Linked DNA regions of Homo sapiens: region 2 is linked to region 1. A link is a contact called in ENCODE Hi-C or POLR2A ChIA-PET data. All regions are on one chromosome and are shown on one strand. Each heading gives the region's core, a stretch centred on a gene start or an enhancer-like site at or near the end of the contact. The rest is flanking DNA. Distances are from core to core; before and after follow the strand shown.

The links. Hi-C counts contacts between places; a loop is a spot of excess contacts on that map. ChIA-PET counts read pairs that join two places held with the same protein, here RNA polymerase II (POLR2A). Pooled maps may share reads with other maps.
Region 2: a pooled map shows a loop between it and region 1 (4-fold over the local background). The contact joins two enhancer-like sites. A Hi-C loop is called at or near these places in 4 of 50 pooled maps. POLR2A ChIA-PET finds 5 or more read pairs at or near these places in 2 of 52 experiments (K562 and activated CD4-positive, alpha-beta T cell).

Annotation. Positions count from the first base shown.
Region 1 is chr1:8,601,912-8,608,947 of GRCh38, forward strand. The region is part of intron 4 of RERE (arginine-glutamic acid dipeptide repeats); the gene reads right to left. Among named protein-coding and RNA genes, the nearest start is that of SNORD128, 110 kb to the left of the region's middle. RefSeq lists enhancers at 2,069-2,168, 2,479-2,618. Within about 2 kb of position 2,065, at least 5 of the 41 ENCODE cell types and tissues checked have a DNase peak (open chromatin) inside an H3K27ac peak, as active enhancers do.
Region 2 is chr1:8,897,626-8,904,567 of GRCh38, forward strand. No RefSeq gene overlaps it. Among named protein-coding and RNA genes, the nearest start is that of ENO1-AS1, 22 kb to the left of the region's middle. Within about 2 kb of position 2,451, at least 9 of the 41 ENCODE cell types and tissues checked have a DNase peak (open chromatin) inside an H3K27ac peak, as active enhancers do.

The DNA of each region.
Region 1 (7,036 bases), core at 815-3,314:
CATTCTAATCAGGCATCGAAGAGAAACTTCACTGTCTGTAGGCTGCAACCAAGGGCAGCAGCCTCACAACAAAAGTGCACCCTTTGTGTGGCAATCATTTACCTGTTGTAAAAGCACAGTACCCTTCTCTCTAATAAAAATTCGAAAGGCCAAAAATCAGCATTACATAATGGCCAAACATAAAGAAATGAAAAGCAGTCTGGGTGCGGTGGCTCATGCCTGTAATCCCAACACTTTGGGAGGCCGAAGTGGGTGGATTACAAGGTCAAGCGATCGAGACCATCCTGGCCAACATGGTGAAACCCCGTCTCTACTAAAAATACAAAAAAATCAGCCAGGCGTGGTGGCGGGCGCCTGTAGTCCCAGCTACTCGGGAGGCTGAGGCAGGAGAATCACTTGAACCTGGGAGGTGAACGCTGCAGTGAGCTGAGACTGCGCCACTGCACTCCAGCCTGGTGACAAGAGTTAGACTCCATCTCAAAAAAAAAAAAAGGAAAAGAAAACATAATAAAACAGCCTCACGCTATGTTCACTGGAAAATTTATATGCATGTATATGTTTTATAAGTTATAGAAGCCCATAAGAATTCCAATAGTTCAGGGGAAAAAAAAAGAAAAAAAAAAAACTAAACTTGAGCTATATACCGATGTCTACCCACTAAAATTACTAAAACTATAGCCAGGAATACTTGTTTGGTTTCGTGCCCCTCTCCTTTACAAGGGAGGTAGAAAGCAAGGTGGAGAGACACCCAACAGTCACTTCCGTTTTAAAAAACAAAAACAAAACCAAAAAACTTACACACAGCAGATTTTTCTGGCTAGTATTGGCCAATCTTTCTCTTGACAGTATTAAGTGCTATCCTTTGTGTTAACAGTCCCATGCATTTAATTTATTGGTTTAAAAGAAATATTTCTTCATCTGATTAAAAAAAAAATCAATCTGACTTTTCTGTCTTGTAATTAAAACAAACTATCAATACAATGGATAGGGGGCAATTTCTCTGAACCAGGAGCTGTTCCAGACACTGGGGACAAAAAGGTGAATGAAACACAGCCCCTTCTCTTAATCTAGCTAAGAGGACAGACACGTACAGAGGCATGATGTGAGAATGATGCTGGCTGACAGTGCCTCTCAGGCAGAAGCGAGAGATGACTGGAAGTGGGAGGTGGAGAGGAGAGGCTCACTTTTATTTTTCATTTCAATGTATACCTTAATATTTTTAACATCCATTTTTGGAATTACATGTTTTACAACTTCATTAATAGAGTTCAGAGGCACAAGATTTTGGCTCTAAGTTTACATATAACTAAGTAGTACTACCATAATTATCACAAGCTGGTAAATAAACAAGATGGCCTCAATGTGCCAAGGGCACATTTATGCCAAACAAAGGCAAAGTCACTTCATGGCAAGCTGTATTTACACTGATGGTTTCTGAGTGGCAATAACTGAAAGAAAAGCAACAGGAAAACCGAGTCATTACAAGGAATCCAGCCGTCTACACAAACCAGGCACCATCCCAGCATCCAAGAACATGGGCCATAAGGAAGCAGTAACAGTTACATCACAAGCGGCTACTTATTTCACAACATCATCGCCCAGTCTATTAAATTAATGTTGGTAGTCAGAACTTTATTGGTTTTGTAGTTTGGTTTGAAATTAATTTATAAACTGCCTTTTATAGCTGCATTAGGGATATAAGCACACAAATTATACCTAATTTGTGTATTGGGGAAGGGAGGAAATTAAGTAATATAGAAGAACACAAAAACTATTTTTGAAGTAAACATACTCAAGTTTCAAAAACATGAAAGACCCTGGAACTGCATCAGAAGTTCCACATCCTCAACGTAAGCAACATAAGGAGGAGACCCTGTCTTTACAAAAAATTTTAAAATTAGCAGGGCATGGTGGCCCGTGCCTGTAGTCCCAGCTACTCAGGAGGTTGAGACAGAGAGGCCGAGGCTGTAGTGAGCCCTGAACATGCCACTGTACTCTAGGTGGGTGACAAAGCGAGACCCTGTCTCAAAAAAAAAAAAAGAAAAGAAAAAAGAAGAAGTTCCACATGCTGCAAAGGACAAGATCAGATCTACTTTTACACTAGTTACTGGAGTTGGGGACAAGCCTTCATTTGCTAATGCTGGCCATCCATCAGAATCTCCTGAGAAGTGCTTCAAAGGAGTATGGATTCCTGGGTTTGACTCTGGAACAAATGAATCAGTATTCTCATCTTACATGTGAAGACAGTGGGACTCTGAAAGATTAAGTCACCTGATCGTACAACTAGTCAATGGGTAACCAACATGATTCAAACCGATACTATGATTTTAACAGTAAAAACGTGAGGTTTTTTAACTACCTCCATGATCTGGGGGAAGGGTATACTGCAGTTCCCTGAACTACTCTTTCAACTTCTCTGTAAGTCTGAAATTATTTTCAAATAGAAAGTTAAAAACAAAAACTAAAAAGAATAGACAGCAGGCTGAGACGTGTTAAGAGGTAGAGGTGGGATAGGAAATGGAAAAGGATGAGGCAGAGGCCTCTGAAAGGAGGGCAGAGGCAGAGCTCCATCTCCACACAGAGGAGGTCGGCTGGTTTTCAGTTTTGTTTTGTTGTGGGGGAAGAGGAGGTACCAGTCAATAGCAAGCTGAGGAGTTTAAAAAAAGAAGGAAGGAAGGAAGGAAGGAAGGGAGGGAGGGAGGGAGGGAGGGAGGAAGGAAGGAAGGAAGGAAGGAAGGAAGGAAGGAAGGAAGGAAGGAAGGAAGTCCACATATCTGTAAGGTGGGCAATAAAGGAACGATCTTTCTGTATTTCTCTACATTACAAATTCAAACTAGCATTTACGAACTTGCCAAAAAAAAACCTGTTTATGTTTATAGAGAAATGCATTCTGAAGTCCAAACAACTGACCACACAACAATTTCTAAACCCTTCCACTACTACATAAAACATCTGCTTCTGTGCTAAACTTTTGTAAGGCACAGTTTCTGCTTCAAGAAAATCTGTGATGCTTGGAATTGAGGTTTATCTTACTGAAGAAAAATCTGAAGAAAAGTGTTTGCCACCCATACAGCTGATAATTTTTTGTAATCCTAATGGATCAGTGGGAAATTGTACCACGAAATCTCTTGTCAGTCAATATAACAATGTCTCTAACTAATTTCAGTAAAGTGAAATCTACAGTTATTCCCTTGAAAAACAGGACAAATCAACTCTTTCCCAACTTTTTTCTTTTTTTTCCCGCAAGACGGAGTCTCGCTCTGTCGCCCAGGTTGGGGTGCGATGGCATGATCTCACTGCAACCTCCACCTCCCTGATTCAAGCAATTCTCCTGCTTCAGCCTCCCAAGTAGCTGGGACTACAGGCACATGCCACCATGCCCTGCTAATTTTTTGTATTTTTAGTAGAGATGAGGTTTCATCGTGTTATCCAGTATGGTCTCAATCTCCTGACCTTGTGATCCACCTGCCTCAGCCTCCCAAAGTGCTGGGATTACAGATGTGAGCCACTGAGCCTGGCCTTCCCAACTTACTTTAAGAGGTAACTAAAGGACGGGTGCGGTGGCTCACCCCTGTAATCCCAGGGTGATTGGATTGGGAGGCTGAGGCGGGTGGATCACCTGAGGTCAGGACTTCGAGACCACCCTGGCCAATGTGGTAAAACCCCATCTCTACAAAAAATACAAAAATTAGCCAGGTGTGGTGGCACGTGACTGTAATCTCAGCTACTTGGGAAGCTGAGGCAGGAGAATCACCTGAATCCGGGAGGCAGGTGATCATGCCAAAATCATGCCATTGCACTCCATCCTGGGCAACAGAGCAAGACCCCATCTCCAAAAAAAAAAAAAAAAAAAAAAAAAACCCCTAAAAAAAGTGATAATAGATTATCTCCATTACTGGCAGCAGAAAACAAATTTAAGTGTTAAATACCAAACTTTTTTTTTTTTTTTTTGAGACAGCGTCTCACTCTGTCACCCAGGCTGGAATACAGTGGCATGATTATAGCACACTGCAGCCTCAGCCTCCTGGGCTCAAACAATCCTCCCACCTCAGCCCTAAAAGTAGCAGATAACTTTTGAATTTTTTGTAGAAACAAGGTCTTTCTTTGTTGCCCAGGCTGGTCTCAAACCCCTAGGTTCAAGCAATCCTCCAGTCTTGGCCGCCCAAAGTGTTGAGATTACAGGCATGGGTTACCACACCCAGCCAATACCAAAGTTTTACATTACATAGGTGAAGCTAGTATCCAACTATTTTCCACCAATTACCATGTAATATGGTTGAAATTACACGACCTTTCAAACTTCCAGATACAGGTGACAAAGAACATTTTTAATATAATTTCTATTTTCAAGATTTAAAAATTCTATCTACTTTTAATGTCTACCTAGCTGTCACCTCAAAAAATTCAAGACAGATTCTAAATTTTAAAAATTTTCCAATTTATGTTCCAGGAAATTTAAGTGAAAGGGAGGAAAGCTATAACTAAAATTTACTAATGGCTAGTAGTACTAATATACATACTTTAAAAAAAAATTACCAAGGAATAAATATTTAGGATGCTCCAGAGAAAAATTATATCTGTAAGCAGTTTCAATCTCCTCATTTTATGAATGTTTTGGTTACTTCAGCTATTAAGTTTTAATCAAGCTAAAAAATAGGCCTTTTTCCTTCCATCTTAAGAATGTCAATGGGATGAGGAGGGAAAAGCCAAAAGGTGGGAGGAATAGAGTAACAAACTTTTAATCAGCTAGCATGATTTAAAGGACACACACTTCTGTCCTTTAACACAGCATGTTTCTTGAAAATAGGTTACTAGTTCCTAAAAAAGAACACAAAAGCTATTTACAGGCTGAAAATCTAAGATTTTCTATTCTCAAATTTTCATTTAGAGAATACATTTTGGGACAAGAGGGAAAAACTACATTCATTTTAAGGGGATAGGAAAAGTACCTGATACGATCTAATCGTAAAACATGAGATCAAAGATAAGAACTGAAAATGCAACTTCCAGGCACCAGGCATAATAATTTATATAGACTCTAAAAAAGGATTAACTTTAAGTGTATTACTTCAACTTCACTCCAGTCCTTAGAAACATTTAATATCCTTGGGAAAGAGTACCATCTCTTCTTCCATTGAAGGCCTTGATATTTATAGAAGATATTGCCGGCCAGACGCAGTGGCTCACAATTGTAACCCTAACCCTTTCAGAGACTGAGGCAGGTGAATTCTTTGAGCCCAAGAGTTCGAGACCAGCCTGGGCAATGTGGCAAAGCCCCGTCTCTAAAAAAATTTAAAAATTAGCTGGGTATGGTGGCAGGCGCCTGTATTCCCGGCTACTCAGGAGGCTGAGGTAGGAGGATCATCTGCGACTGGGAGGTTGAGGCTGCAGTGAGCCATTATCAGGCCACTGCACTCCAGCCTGGGTGACACAGGGAGATACCCTGTCTCCAAAAAAAAAAAAAAAAGATATTCCCATCAAAAAATACTACGATATCCTAAAAACAAAGTTAGAATAAGTAAAACCACAAGCTTACTTCCATGGCCTGAAATGTCTTTGGCAATTCTATTGCTAAAAATAAAGCCTAGGAGAAGCCCCGCATATTTGTTTTTATATATATTTCTTTTTTTTTTTTTTTTTTTTTTTTTTTTTGAGACGGAGTCTCGCTCTGTCGTCGAGGCTGCAGTGCAGTGGTGTGATCTTGGCTCACTGTAACCTTGAACTTCTGAGTTCAAGTAATCCTCCTGCCTCAGCCTCCCAAGTAGCTGGTACTAGAGCCTGGTACTATCACAGCCACACAACACCATATCTGGCTTTTTTTTTTTTTTTTTTGAGATGGAGTCTGGCTCTGTTGCCCAGGCTTGAGTGCAGTGGTGTGATCTCGGCTCACTGGAACCTCTTCCTCCTGAGTTCAAGCGATTCTCCTGCCTCAACTTCCTAAGTAGCTGAGATTACAGGCGCCCGCCACCACGCCTGGCTAATTTTTGTATTTTTAGTAGAGACAAGGTTTTGCCATGTTGGCCAGGTTGGCCTCGAACTCCTGACTTCAAGTGATCCACCCACCTCGGCCTCCCAAAGCGCTGGGATTATAGGTGTGAGCCACCACACCCAGCCTAACGTTTTTGTTTTTGTTTTTTTTACTTTCTGTAGAGACAGGGTCTGGTCAGAGACTGGTCTGACCAGTTCAACCTGGTCTTGAACTCCTGGCCTCAAGCACTCCTCTCTCCTCAGCCTCCCAAGGTGCTGGGATTATAGGCATGAGCCACCACACCCAGCTGTTCAGATATTTTTTCAATCAACTAGTACGGAACAAGGGCTGTGCCAAGTGGCTTTGTAATCTTAGCACTTTGGGGTACTGACACAGGAGGATCCCTTGAGTCCAGGAGTTCAAGACCAGCCTGGGCAACATAGGGAGACCCTGTCTCTACAAAAATTTAAAAAATTTTTAAATTTTAGGTAGCATACACCTATAGTCCTAGCTACATGAGAAGCTGAGAAAGGAGAATCACCTGAGCCCAGGAGGTTGGGGCTGCAGTGAGCCAGAATGGTGCCACTACACCCCTGCCTGGGTGACAGAGTGAGACCCTGTCTGTAAAATCAACAAAAAAACCCCAAAACATGAAACACCCCAAGAAAGGCAGGGCTGAAAGTCCTAACAGTGCCTGTAAGTAATAAAGAGCAATGCACTATCCCTGAAAGAACAAGAAGCTCAATAAAACTTGCAAAGGATCATTAAATCTAATATATGCCTATGGAAACAAAAAGGCATTTAAATCGTAGGCAGTTATAAAAGCATAGGTTTATTGATATTTGTGATCTAAAAATGCGGCTTGATGCCCCTTTTGGAAAAAAGATGATGAATATGATGAAAAGACAGTCTTAAGAATAAATTGACTGGGCACAGTGGCTCACGCCTGTAATCCCAACACTTTGGGAACCCAAGGCGGGAAGATCACTTGAGGTCAGTTTGAGACCAGCCTGGCCAACATGGTGAAACCCTGTCTCTACTAAAAATACAAAAATTAGGCCAGGCATG
Region 2 (6,942 bases), core at 1,201-3,700, 300 kb after region 1:
CCACTGTTACAGGAACCAGAATAGCCAGTTTATCTACTTCATTATCCTACTACCACACACTCTCAAAGGATTTCTCAGACAGTTTGCAAGAGATAACGAAATCTATCCTTACTCTACAATCCCAAATAGACTCTGTGGCAGCAGTGACTCTCCAAAACTGCCGAGGCCTAGACCGCCTCACTGCTGAGAAAGGAGGACTCTGCACCTTCTTAGGGGAAGAGTGTTGTTTTTACACTAACCAGTCAGGGATAGTATGAGATGCTGCCTGGCGTTTACAGGAAAAGGCTTCTGAAATCAGACAATGCCTTTCAAACTCTTATACCAATCTCTGGAGTTGGGCAACATGGCTTCTCCCCTTTCTAGGTCCCGTGGCAGCCATCTTGCTATTACTCGCCTTTGGGCAAGTAATTTTTAACCTCCTTGTCAAATTTGTTTCCTCTAGGATCGAGGCCATCAAGCTACAGATGGTCTTACAAATGGAACCCCAAATAAGCTCAACTAAAAACTTCTACCGAGGACCTCTGGACCGACCCGCTGGCCCTTTCACTGGCCTAAAGAGTTCCCCTCTGGAGGACACTACAACTGCAGGGCCCCTTCTTCACCCCTATCCAGCAAGAAGTACCTAGAGCAGTCATTGCCCAATTTCCAACAGCAATTGGGGTGTCTTGTTTAGAGGGGGGATTGAGAGGTGAAGCCGGCTGGGCTTCTGGGTTGGATGGGGACTTGGAGAACTTTTCTGTCTAACTAGAGGATTATAAACTCATCAATCAGCACTCTGTCTAGCTAAAGGATTGTAAATGCACCAATCAGCACTCTCTAAAAATGCACCAATCAGCGCTCTGTGTCTAGCTAAAGGATTGTAAATGCACCAATCAGCACTCTTGTCTAGCTAAAGGATTATAAATGCACCAATCAGCACTCTGTAAAAACGCACCAATTAGCACTCTGTGTCTAGTTAAAGGATTGTAAATGCACCAATCAGCACTCTGTAAAATGGACCAATCAGCAGGATGTGGGCGGGGCCAAATAAGGGAATAAAAGCTGGCCACCCAAGCCAGCAGTGGCAACCAGCTTGGGTCCCCTTCCATGCTGTGGAAGCTTTGTTCTTTCGCTCTTCACAATAAATCTTGCTGCTGCTCACTCTGGGTTTGCACTACCTTTATGAGTTGTAACACTCACGGCAAGGGTCTATGGCTTCATTCCTGAGGTCAGCGAGACCACGAACCCACTGGGAGGAACAAACAATTCTGGACGCGCCACGTTTAAGAGCTGTAACACTCACTGCGAAGGTCTGTGGCTTCACTCCTGAAGTCAGCGAGACCACGAACCCACCGGAAGGAAGAAACTCCGGACACATCTGAACATCTGAAGGAATAAACTCTGGACAAACCATCTTTAAGAGCTGTAACAATCACCGCAAGGGTCCACAGCTTCATTCTTGAAGTCAGCGAGACCAGGAACCCACCGGAAAGAATAAATTCCGGACACAACATTTCTTTTTTCTTTGAGACAGGGTCTCAGTGGCACAATCATAGCTCACTGCAGCCTCAACCTCCTGGGCTCAAGAGATCCTCCTGCCTCAGTCTCCTGAGTAGCTGGCACACCGCCATGCCCTGCCAATTTTTTTTGTAGAGACAGGGGTCTCACTGTGCTGCCTACACTGGTCTCGAGCTCCTGGTCTCAAGCAGTCCTCCCTCCTGGTCGTCCCAAAGTGCTGGGATTATAGGTGTGAGCCACCGTGCCTGGCCTCTTTTCTTCTTTTTTCCCTCCACATGTGTCTTATTTTTTTTATTTTTTTATTTTTTGAGACAAAGTCTTGCTCTTCTCCCCCAGGCTGGAATGCAGTGTTGCCATCTTGGCTCACTGCAACCTCTGTCTCCCGGATTCAAGCAATTCTCCTGCTTCGCCCCCTCAAGTAGCTGGGATTACAGGTGCCCACCACCACGCGTGGCTAATTTTTGTATTTTTAGTAGAAGCGGGGTTTCACCATGTTGGCCAGGCTGGTCTAGAACTCCTGACCTCAGGTGATCTACCCGTTTCGGCCTCCTGAAGTACTGGGATTAGAGGCATGAGCCACCGTGCCCGGCCGTCTTTTGCTTTATTTTTGAGACAGAGTCTCACTCTGCTGCCCAGGCTGGAGTGCAGTGGTGCTATCTCGGCTCACTGCAACCTCTGCCTCCCCGGTTCCAGTGATTTTTGTGCCTCAGCCTCCCGAGTAGCTGCTGTGATTACTACAGGTGCCCACCACCACGCCTGGCTAATTTTTGTATTTTTAGTAGAGATGGGGTTTCACCATGTTGCTCAGGTTTGTCTCAAACTCCTGGCCCCAGGTGATCTGCCTGCCTTGGCCTCCCAAAGTGCTGGGATTACAGGCATGAGCCACTGAGCCTGGCCTCTATATAAGCCCTAAGTTCTAACCGCTCCTCTGAGTTACTCATCACTGAATTTCCGTTGCAGGTGATTCATGAGTTTCCAGGAAAGGGGTGGGTGATTTCCAGAATGAGGGTTCCTCCCCTTTTTAGACTATATAGGTAAACTTCTGGGCCAGGCATGGTGGCTCATGCCTGTAATCTCAGCACTTTGGAAGGCCAAGGCTGGCAGATCACTTGAGGTCAGGAGTTCAAGGACAGCCTGGCAAGCATGGAGAAATCCTGTCTCTACTAAAAATACAAAAATTAGCTGGGCGTGATGATGTGCTCCTGTACTCCCAGTTACTCAGGCAGCTGAGGCAGGAGAAGCCGGAGGCAGAGGTTGTGGTGAGCCAAGATTGTGCCACTGCACTCCAGCCTGGGTGACAGAGCAAGACCCTGTCTCAATAAACTAAACTAAACTAAAATAAATAAATAAAGGAATAGACTACATAGGCTAACTTCTGGATGTGGCTGTGGCATTTGTAAACTGTCATGGCGCTGATGAGAGTGTCTTTTAGCATGCTAATGTATTATAATTAATGTATACTGAGTAGGGAGGACTACCAGAGGTCACTTTCATTGCCATCTTGGTTTTGGCTGGTTTGGGCTGAGTTCTTTTTTTTTTTTTGAGACAGAGTCTCACTCTGTCACCCAGGCTGGAGTGCAGTGGCACAGTCTCAGCTCACTGCAATCTCCACCTCCCAGGTTCAAGTAATTCTCCTGCCTCAGCCTCCTGAGTAGCTGGGATACAGGCACGTGCCACCACACCCAGCTAATTTTTGTATATTTAGTAGAGACGGGGTTTCACCATGTTGATCAGGCTGGTCTCGACCTCCTGACCTTGTGGTCTGCCTGCCTTGGCCTCCCAAAGTCCTGGGATTACAGGCATGAGCCACCGCACCTGTCCTGGGCTGACTTCTTGACCACATCCTATTTTATCAGCAGGGTCTTTATGACCTGTATCTCATGATATCAATCCTGCAGACCTCATCTATCTTTTTTTTTTTTTTTTTTTTTTGAGACAAAGTCTCACTTTGTCACCCAGGCTGGAGTGCAATGACACCATCTCAGCTCACTGCAACTTCTGCCTCCCAGGTTCAAGCAATTCTCCTGCCTTAGCCTCCCAAGTAGCTGGGATTACAGGTGTGCACCACCATGCCTGGCTAATTTTTATTTTATTTTATTTTATTTTATTTTATTTTATTTTATTTTATTTTATTTTATTTTATTTTTAAGACAGAGTTTTGCTCTTGTCGCCCGGGCTGAAGTGCAATGGCAGGATCTCAGCTGACTGCAACCTCTGCCTCCCGGGTTCAAGCAATTCTCCTCCCTCAGCCTCCCAAGTAGCTGGGACTACAGGCACTTGTCACCACACTGGCTAATTTTTGTATTTTTAGTAGAGATGGGGTTTTACCATGTTGGCCAGGCTGGTCTCGAACTCCTGACCTCAAATGATTCATCCACCTGGGCCTCCCAAAGCACTGGGATTACAAACATGAGCTACCGCATCTAGCCTCCGAGTAATTTTTATATTTTTAGTAGAGACAGAGTTTCACCATATTGGCCAGGCTGGTGTTGAACTTCTGGCCTCAAAGTGATCCACCCTCATCAGCCTCCCACAGTGTTGGGATTACAGGCGTGAGCCACTCTGACCAGCCAAAGACTTCTACTTTCATGAACTTACTGTAAATCTTACCCTTAAGTGAAAGCCTCAACATTACTGAAACACATACTTACCATAAATCCTGCCCTTATGCAAATTCCCTATGGTATATAAGCCCTGGGTCTTGGGGTATAACATTGTAGGGATCCACCATGTCATCTGGAGGCTGCCTGAGACATGGTTTCTGTTCGTAAGTCCCTATTAAATGTTTCCTTCTGATCACTGTGTTTGTCAGCCTCTTTCTTTGGCCTCTCAGCTCCCTGGGCCTTTGGAGGTAGGTTTGCATAGACCTGCTCACCGCAGAAGAGTGCTTAATATATATATTTTTTTTTTTTGAGACGGGGTCTCACTCTGTTGCCCAGGCTGAAGTGCAGTGGTGCCATCTCAGCTCACGGCAGCCTCCGCCTCCTGAGGTCAAGCAATTCTCCCTCCTCAGCCTCCTAAGTAGCTGGGATTACAGGGGTGCGCCACCACGCCCAGCTAATTTTTGCATTTTTAGTATAGATGGGGTTTCACCATGTTGACCAGGCTGGTATCGAACTCCTGACCTCAGGTAATCCACCCGCCTCGGCCTGCCAAAGTGCTGGGATTACAGGCATGAGCCACTGCACCCGGCCTTAATACATTTTTGTTGAATGGATGAAGTGCTTCTCCATAAGGGATGTTTGGGTTCAATTTTCTGGCTCCCACAAACCCACCTTCTGAGTCTCAGACCCTCTCCTTGTCCATACCTGTCCATGCGGAGATAGGCGGTGTGGTGTTACGATAGATACATACTGGTTTGCATCTGCAGATCCCCGTTCCTAACTCCCACAGTCCTGTGATAATGTTGGGGCACTTGAGGCCTCAGGAAACAGAACCTCTCCTCTGAACTTCTCCTGTTCCTCTTTCACCTGTCCAACCAGGATTCTAATCTGATGTGGGTCCAAAGACCTTCATTCCAGAGAGGGTCCTGCCCCATACCCTAGAGCAAGACTGTTCAGCCCACCGTCCAGGATGGCTTTGAATGCAGCCCAACACAAATTCATAAACTTTCTTAAAACATTATGAGATTGTTTCACAATTTTTTTTTAAAGATCATCAGCTATCATTAGTGCTAGAGTATTTTATATGTAGCCCAAGACAATTCTTCTTGTTCCAATGTGGCCCAGGAAGTCAAAAGATTGGTCAGCCCTGCCCTAGAGGAAGGAATGCTGAGAGAGAGGCCAAGAAAAGTCTGAACAGACAGGCCTTGCCGGGGGTTTAGATCATGAGATTTTTGTCCAATCACATTTCTACACGGTTATCAGTCGTGCCCATGTAATGAAGCCTCCATAAAAAAGCCACGAGGACTGGGTTTGGAGAGGTTCTGGATGGCTGAATACGTGGAGGTTCCTGGAGGGTGGTGAGACCCAGGAGAGCATGGAAGCTCTGCTTCCCCTAAACTCCACCCTATGCATGGCTTCATCTGTATCCCTTGTGAATCCTTTATAATAAACCACTAAACATAAGTAAGTGTTTTCTTGAGTTCTGTGAGCCATTCCAACATATTAATCAAACCCAGGCTGGGCATCGTGCCTCATACCTGTAATTCTAGCACTTTGGCAGGCCAAGGCGGGTGGATTACTTGAGGTCAGGTGTTCGAGACCAGCCTGGCCAACATGGTGAAACCCCGTCTCTACTAAAAATACAAAAATTAGCCGGACATGGTGACTCACACCTGTAATCCCAGCTACTCAGGAGGCTGAGGCAGGAGAATCGCTTGAACCCGGGAGGCGGAGGTTGCAGTGAGCCGAGATCCCGCAACTGCACTCCAGCCTGGGAGACAGAGTGAGACTCCGTCAAAAACAAAAAAACAAAAAGCAAACAAACAAAAAAACAAACCCAAAGAGGGGGTCATGGGAACCCCAAATTGAAGCCAGTGACTCAGAAGTTCCAGAGGCTCAGACTTGTGACTAGCATTGGGGGAGATAGTCTTGCAGACTGAGTTCTCAAGCCCTGGGATGTGATGCCATCTCCAGGTAGATAGTGTTGAAATTGAATTGCAGGACACCCAGCTGGTGTCCACCCCCACACATTTGGTCACAGAAGTCTTCTTCTGTGTTGACTGTTGTGGTGTGAGAGTAGAGGAAAAATGCAGTTTGGATAGAGTTTTTTTCTGACACAGGTGGTGATCTTCAGGAACCCACCTGCACCTGTGAGATTCTGAAGACGTGGACCCAGCCTTCACAGGCATCCAAGTTACCTTCCCCATGAGGACTTGTTTTACAGATCACAAAAGACATCTGCACTTTGTATGGCTCCAGCAGGATCTCTCTGATCTGTGAGGATTAATGAGCCAGCCACATCTCTCCCCAGCTTCCTGGACCAATGGCGCAAACCTAGTTCAGAAACCCAGCAAGTTGCCTGAGGCATTAGCCAGGCATCCGTGGTATGCAAGTTTTGGCACTGGTTTGCTGTTTGGATGTTTTTCTCCTTCAGGCGGAAATTTACAAAGCACTCATGCTCCAACTACCATGGCAGAGAGAGGAGGTGAAGCAAATTGTAAAAACTTCAACCTCAGTATTGAGTTTCTCCTTGACTTGTGTTGAAGCCAATGATGGCAAGGGATGTGGATAACCTGGATGTTTTCTCTTGGGATCCACCCTCTCACAGGTGTTCCTCTGAGCACTTTGCAGGATGAGAAGTTGAATAGGGAGGGGAGAGGTCCCCTCTCCTCCCCTCCCCTCTCCTCTCCTTTCCTCTCCTCACAGGGTCTCGCTCTGTTGCCCAGGCTGGAGTGCAGTGGTGTGATCTTGGCTCACTGCAACCTCCACCTCCTGGGCTCAAGCAATCCTCTCACCTTAGCCTTCTGAGGAGCTGGGACTACAGGCACGTGCCACTATACAT